2 separate regions of the Homo sapiens genome follow, and region 1 is linked to region 2. The links are chromatin contacts, found by Hi-C or POLR2A ChIA-PET in ENCODE. All regions are on one chromosome and are shown on one strand. The core of a region is the stretch at or near the end of the contact, and the rest is flanking DNA. Distances in the headings are between cores, read along the strand shown.

Region 1 (2,700 bases), core at 59-2,558, 65 kb after region 2:
CCCAATAGAGAAAGGAGGCCAGGAACTGGGTACTAAGGCATTCCTAGGAAGAGTTCCAGAGAGGGAGAAAATATTCAGCAGTGGCAGTGGCAGTAGCAGCTGTCTATGAAACTTAGAATATTTGGGGAAGGGGTCATCTTTAAAATAGGTTACTTTGCCGGGCACGGTGGCCACACCTGTAATTCAGCACTTTGGGAGGCTGAAGCGGGTGGATCACTTGAGGTCAGGAGTTCGAGACCAGCCTGGCTAACACGGTGAAACCCTGTCTCTACTAAAAATACAAAAATTAGCTGGGTGTGGCAGCGGGTGCCTGTAATCCCAGCTACTTGGGAGGCTGAGGCAGGAGAATCACTTGAACTCGGGAGGCAGGGGTTGCAGTGAGCCGAGATGGCACCACTGCACTCCAGGCTGGCCAACAGAGGGAGACTCCGTCTCATAAATAAATAAAATAGGTTACTTTAGTTGGGTGTGGTGGTGCGCGCCTATAGTCCCAGCTACCTCAGGAGGCTGAGGTGGAAAGATACTTGAGCCCAGGAATTCCAGGCTGCAGTGAGCTCTGGTCTTGCTGCTACCTTCCATCCTGGGCAACAGGACAAGACCCCATCAATCAATCACTCAATCAATAAAAAATAAATAGGCCGGGCGTGGTGGCTCACGCCTGTAATCCCAGCACTTTGGGAGGCCAAGGCGGGCAGATCATGAGGTCAGGAGATTGAGACCATCCTGGCTAACACGGTGAAACCCCATCTCTACTAAAAATACAAAAAATTAGCCGGGCGTGGTGGCGGGTGCTTGTAGTCCCAGCTACTCGGGAGGCTGAGGCAGGAGAATGGCGTGAACCCAGGAGGCAGAGCTTGCAGTGAGCTGAGATCGCACCACTGCACTCCAGCCTGGGTGACAGAGCGAGACTCCGTCTCAAAAAAATAAATAAATAAATAAAAATAAGTAAAATTGGAAGAAGAGAGAAATTAAGAACTTTGGGGGAAGTGAAGACAGACTAGGAGCCATTCTCATCTGGGGTGTGTACTGAGATCACCACATTTCTAGACCCGCCAAGATAGGACCTCTAGGGAGGAAAGTACTGTGAAGGAAATATGCTTTTTTCAAACTCCACAAATGTTTCTAATGCACAAGAAGGGTTGAAAAGTACTGGCTTAAGAAAACTAAATCAACAGTGCCCAAAATAACCCAGTGGTGGCAGCAGTAAAAGTCATTACACGACAGACCACATGAAAAGCATGAACTGGTTCTCCTTGCTTTCAAATTATAAGTTTCCCTGCTACATCCCATGACCAAGATTCCCTAGGACGCCAAAAAAGGCCACTACTGCTACTGCTACAGAGCTCTAAGCACTAACAGTGGCTCCAAAGCAAATACTAGCTTTAAAAAGAAAACAGCCTCCCTCTTCCTGGGTAGGTGTCTGGTGCTTGAGGGGTATCGGAGTGGACCAGGCTTGAGGGGCACAATGAATAACCCTATACCTTCCAATTTGAAATTAGAAGCAAAAAACGCTGCTAAAATATTAATTCACAGAATTGACTTCCAGAAATGACCTGATAAGATTATTCCTGACTGAACTAGATTCTGAATTCTTCTAGTTTTCTTTAATATCTGGCTACAACTTGCCAATGAAGAATGAGCTGCTCAATTTCAGAAGCCCTATAAACCAAAGCTGACAGCTTGATGTAAATTTCGAGTCTCATGCCTGATGTGTAGGCCACACAGAGAATTCACCAGAATGCCAGATGCCACAACCAGAGACATTCAAACTGCGAACCAGGACGAGAAGTTGTGGACTGCATGCTATGGACAGCTTTTCCCAAGACTGTCATAATAACAAGACTTCATAACAATGCTTTTGCCCCTCTTAATTTTTCCTTACTAATGCCTACCTCTTTCAGTTTGGCAGGATCATGCTGTAGCTAAAATTTCACAGTCAGTAGCTTCTGTGGGTAACTTGCACTCCCTGCTTTATACTTAGCCCGGTCACGGAATGCTGGGATGCCTACTAAACATGGAGGAATCTGTGCAGTTCATGACACTTCTCGTTGCGATTTGGGTATGGTAGAGCGGACAACTTGGTTAAAATTGGCAGACTCCTTGTTTGGCTATACAATTTTAGTTGATTTGGTTCATAAAAACCCTGGCTTAGGAGCATACTCTAAATGCTTGGTGTGATCCTCATGATAGTCATAATGGTAGTCTCTCTGGTACGCTGTATCCTCCCAGAGTGTTAAGTGTCTCCATGTAGCCACCTATCAGATGTCAAATGGTTCTCTCTGGCTAGAACAACAAAAACTCAAAAGAAACACACGATAATGAGAACACCCTGTCAACGGCATGCTGAAACGGGAAACTCAAAATGATGGCAACTGAGAACAGCAGGGATATCCTAGGTTTTGGTTACACTCTTACCTAGGTGAAAGCCTGACCAAAAGGGAAGAATTGTTAAATAAAAATTATAGGAAGCCATTGTTTGGGACTAAACTCCTGCATTAGGCCCCAGGAAACCAGGTTAAAATTAAAAATGGAGTAATCCCTGCTAAGATTCCACATTCCCAAACCTAAATTAAGTTGTTATCTGACCTTCCTAGAAATCAGAAGAAAAGGAGATAACAGCTAATTTCCCAAACAGGACAGTTTATTATTTATTTATTTTTTGAGGCAGAGTCTCACCGTCACCCAGGCTGGAGTGCAGTG
Region 2 (2,700 bases), core at 186-2,685:
AGCAAAAGCTCTCAAACTCATCTGGAGCCAGGAAGACTGTAAGGTGAGACAACAGTGGCAGCACAGGAAAGGCTGGCCATCTCCTAGAGGGCAGCAGAAGAGGTGGAGCCCGCCGAGCAGGAGAACGTGACAGGCAGGATGAGACAAGGAGGAAACAGCACGGGTGGGGGTGGGCCTGCATCTGAGGAGAGCTATGAAGAGCCATGGGATTTCAACAAAATGCAATGAAGATAGGGAAGAGTGTTTGTTTTGAGTAGAGGGGATCACAGCCAAAGGGGAGGTAGGAAAGTACAGGATGTGTCTGTGGCATAATAAAGTACACAGACTGAGTGGAACTGGAGGCACAGTGTCATCACCCCCACAACAGCTGGTGGCACTTAATGAGCACTTGTGGTGGTCAGGCCCCAACTTACTTGATGCCCACGTAGGTCCTATTATGTCACCTTCCTATTATGGGTGGGGAAACAAACCAGGATCTAGAGCCTGCTCCTGGCTGGGATGGGTAGGCCTGGAGAGGGAATGCTGCCTGGCACTCACCCTAGTGCTCTGCCTTGATGGGGCAGCAGAGCTGGGGCTGCTGGGGCAGCCTGGACCACGCCACTCAGGGCCTCGCAGGGACGTGGCCAGGTGAAATAGTGGAGGTCACTGAAGGTTTTAATTCAGAAAGGTCATATGACCAGAAGCGGGCTTTTAGAAAGACCAAAAGGACAAACGGTGAATGAGGACCTGAAATAGCCTGCTGGTGACTGGCATAAAAAAAGGGCACAAGTGGAAGAGACCTAGAACAAGGGACATAGAGTCCTAAGGCTACCTGGTGATTGCCTCCCCTCAAATCCATGCAATGATAACTATACAAAATGGAAAAGCAAGGCTGGGTGCGGGGGCTCATGTCTGTCATCCCAGCACTTTGGGAGGTTGAGGTGGGAGGTTCACTTGAGCCTAGGAGTTTGAGACCAGCCCGGCCAACATGGCGAGACCCCCATCTCTACAGAAAATACAAAAATTAGCCAGCATGGTGGCAGTGCCTGTGGTTCCAGATACTCAGGAGGCTGAGGTGGGAGGATCGCATAAGCCTGGGAACTCGAGTAAGCCCTGATCACGCCACTACACTCCAGACTGGGTGACAGAGCGACACCGTGTCTCAGAAAAAAAAAAAAGAAAAGCAAAACACTCAACTATATAATCACCATTCTTAGAAGAAAACATATCTAGTTTGAAATATGGACATTCTATTAAGTACTTTGCTTTTATTCCTTGTGAAGAGAACCATGTGAGGGGTCAGTGATGAACTGAGGGCTTATTTCTCTGAGCACTGCTACCCAACCCAGACCTCCAAAGGCTGTTAACGCCCAGGCAGGAAGGCTGAAGGCCTCGCCGTGCTTTGAACACAAACACAAATGTAGAGCGGAGGCCAAGCTGGATCTGGACGGTGCTCATGGCAGGCTGGCGCCCCCTTGTGGCCACCCTCTCTACGTAACTCCTACAGAGACAGCAGGAATACAGTAGGGAACATTCAGAAAATAGTCGCCTCTGCCACAGAAATGAAGTAAACACCTGAAAAAAATTTTAAGTAAAAATCATTTCCCTCACCTTGAGCCCTCATATCTCCCGTTCCTCTCATATTCAGTTGGAAGCCTCAATGAACAGAATGTAGAAGCAGAGAGAAGAGGGAAAGAGAAAAGAAATCTTACATGCCAGTACATGACCACCAATACCAACACCAACACCATAAAATGAACAAAGCCAAAACACGTTTTAAACACCAGCCGGGCTTATGAAAACTCTTCCTCTCATTTGACTGAGCCAGCGCTACCTTCTTCCACAAGGCTGCAGGGGTGTGCACAGGGGCCAGCTCCATGCTGCACACTGCATACATCACACACATTGCATGCCATACCGCTGCACGCTGCACACTGCACACACCGCACACCACGCACGCACAGCGGGCACTCCTGCTGGCTCTTCAGCCTGAGCACACTCGGCCTCAGAATGGGGTTATTCTCACTTTCTAATTGTGCCACACAGTATAATGGGTTTCCAATTAAAAGCCAATGAGGCTATCAGCTGGATTCTATATTCAGTTATTACCTGTTCTGTCCAAGGAAAAATCAGACAAGTGGGAAGATCAATTAAAAAATAATAATAGAATGGAACTGCCAACAGGAAGAAAGTGCTTTTCCCGCAGTTTTGACCTGCAGCTTGGCCTTCTGGTGACTTGAGAGGCACAGGTACAATGTAGCCCTTCAGGAAAGATTTCCTGCCTCATGTGTGCATTAAGAAAGCAATATTTTTGGTTTCTTGATTATCACCATCAAAAAATATGTTTTTCTTTTTTGAGGCAGGGTCTCACTCCCCTAGGCTGGAGCACAGTGGCATGATCATGGCTCACTGCAACCTTGACCTCCCAGGGCTCAGGTGATCCTCCTGCCTCAGCCTCCTGAGTAGCTGGGACCACAGATGCGTGCCACCATGCCCGGCTAATTTTTATATTATTTGTAGAGGCGGGGTTTTGCCATGTTGTCCAGGATGGTCTTGAACTCCTGGGCTCAAGTGATCCGCCCAAAGTGCTGGGATTACAGGCATAAGCCACCATGCCTGGCCTAAAAAATATTAATAAAATCAGAACACCACTTTCTGTAGTGCTTTAAGTAAAAATAATGAGATACTCTTTCTTCAGTGGTTGCTGGAAAGTGGCTTTCA

Evidence for each region. Hi-C counts contacts between places; a loop is a spot of excess contacts on that map. ChIA-PET counts read pairs that join two places held with the same protein, here RNA polymerase II (POLR2A). Pooled maps may share reads with other maps.
Region 1: a loop to region 2 is called in a map of adrenal gland, with 1.9 times the contacts of the local background. The contact joins two enhancer-like sites. A Hi-C loop is called at or near these places in 1 of 168 maps with a recorded cell type or tissue (adrenal gland) and 4 of 50 pooled maps. POLR2A ChIA-PET finds 5 or more read pairs at or near these places in 6 of 52 experiments (A673, H1, Panc1 and 3 more).

Annotation. Positions count from the first base shown.
Region 1 is chr14:103,433,644-103,436,343 of GRCh38, reverse strand. The region is part of intron 3 of MARK3 (microtubule affinity regulating kinase 3); the gene reads right to left. Among named protein-coding and RNA genes, the nearest start is that of MARK3, 50 kb to the right of the region's middle. Within about 2 kb of position 1,308, at least 3 of the 41 ENCODE cell types and tissues checked have a DNase peak (open chromatin) inside an H3K27ac peak, as active enhancers do.
Region 2 is chr14:103,499,091-103,501,790 of GRCh38, reverse strand. MARK3 (microtubule affinity regulating kinase 3) reads right to left here. Exons shown (of 18, transcript NM_001128918.3): 17 at 1,591-1,635. Among named protein-coding and RNA genes, the nearest start is that of CKB, 22 kb to the left of the region's middle. Within about 2 kb of position 1,435, at least 9 of the 41 ENCODE cell types and tissues checked have a DNase peak (open chromatin) inside an H3K27ac peak, as active enhancers do.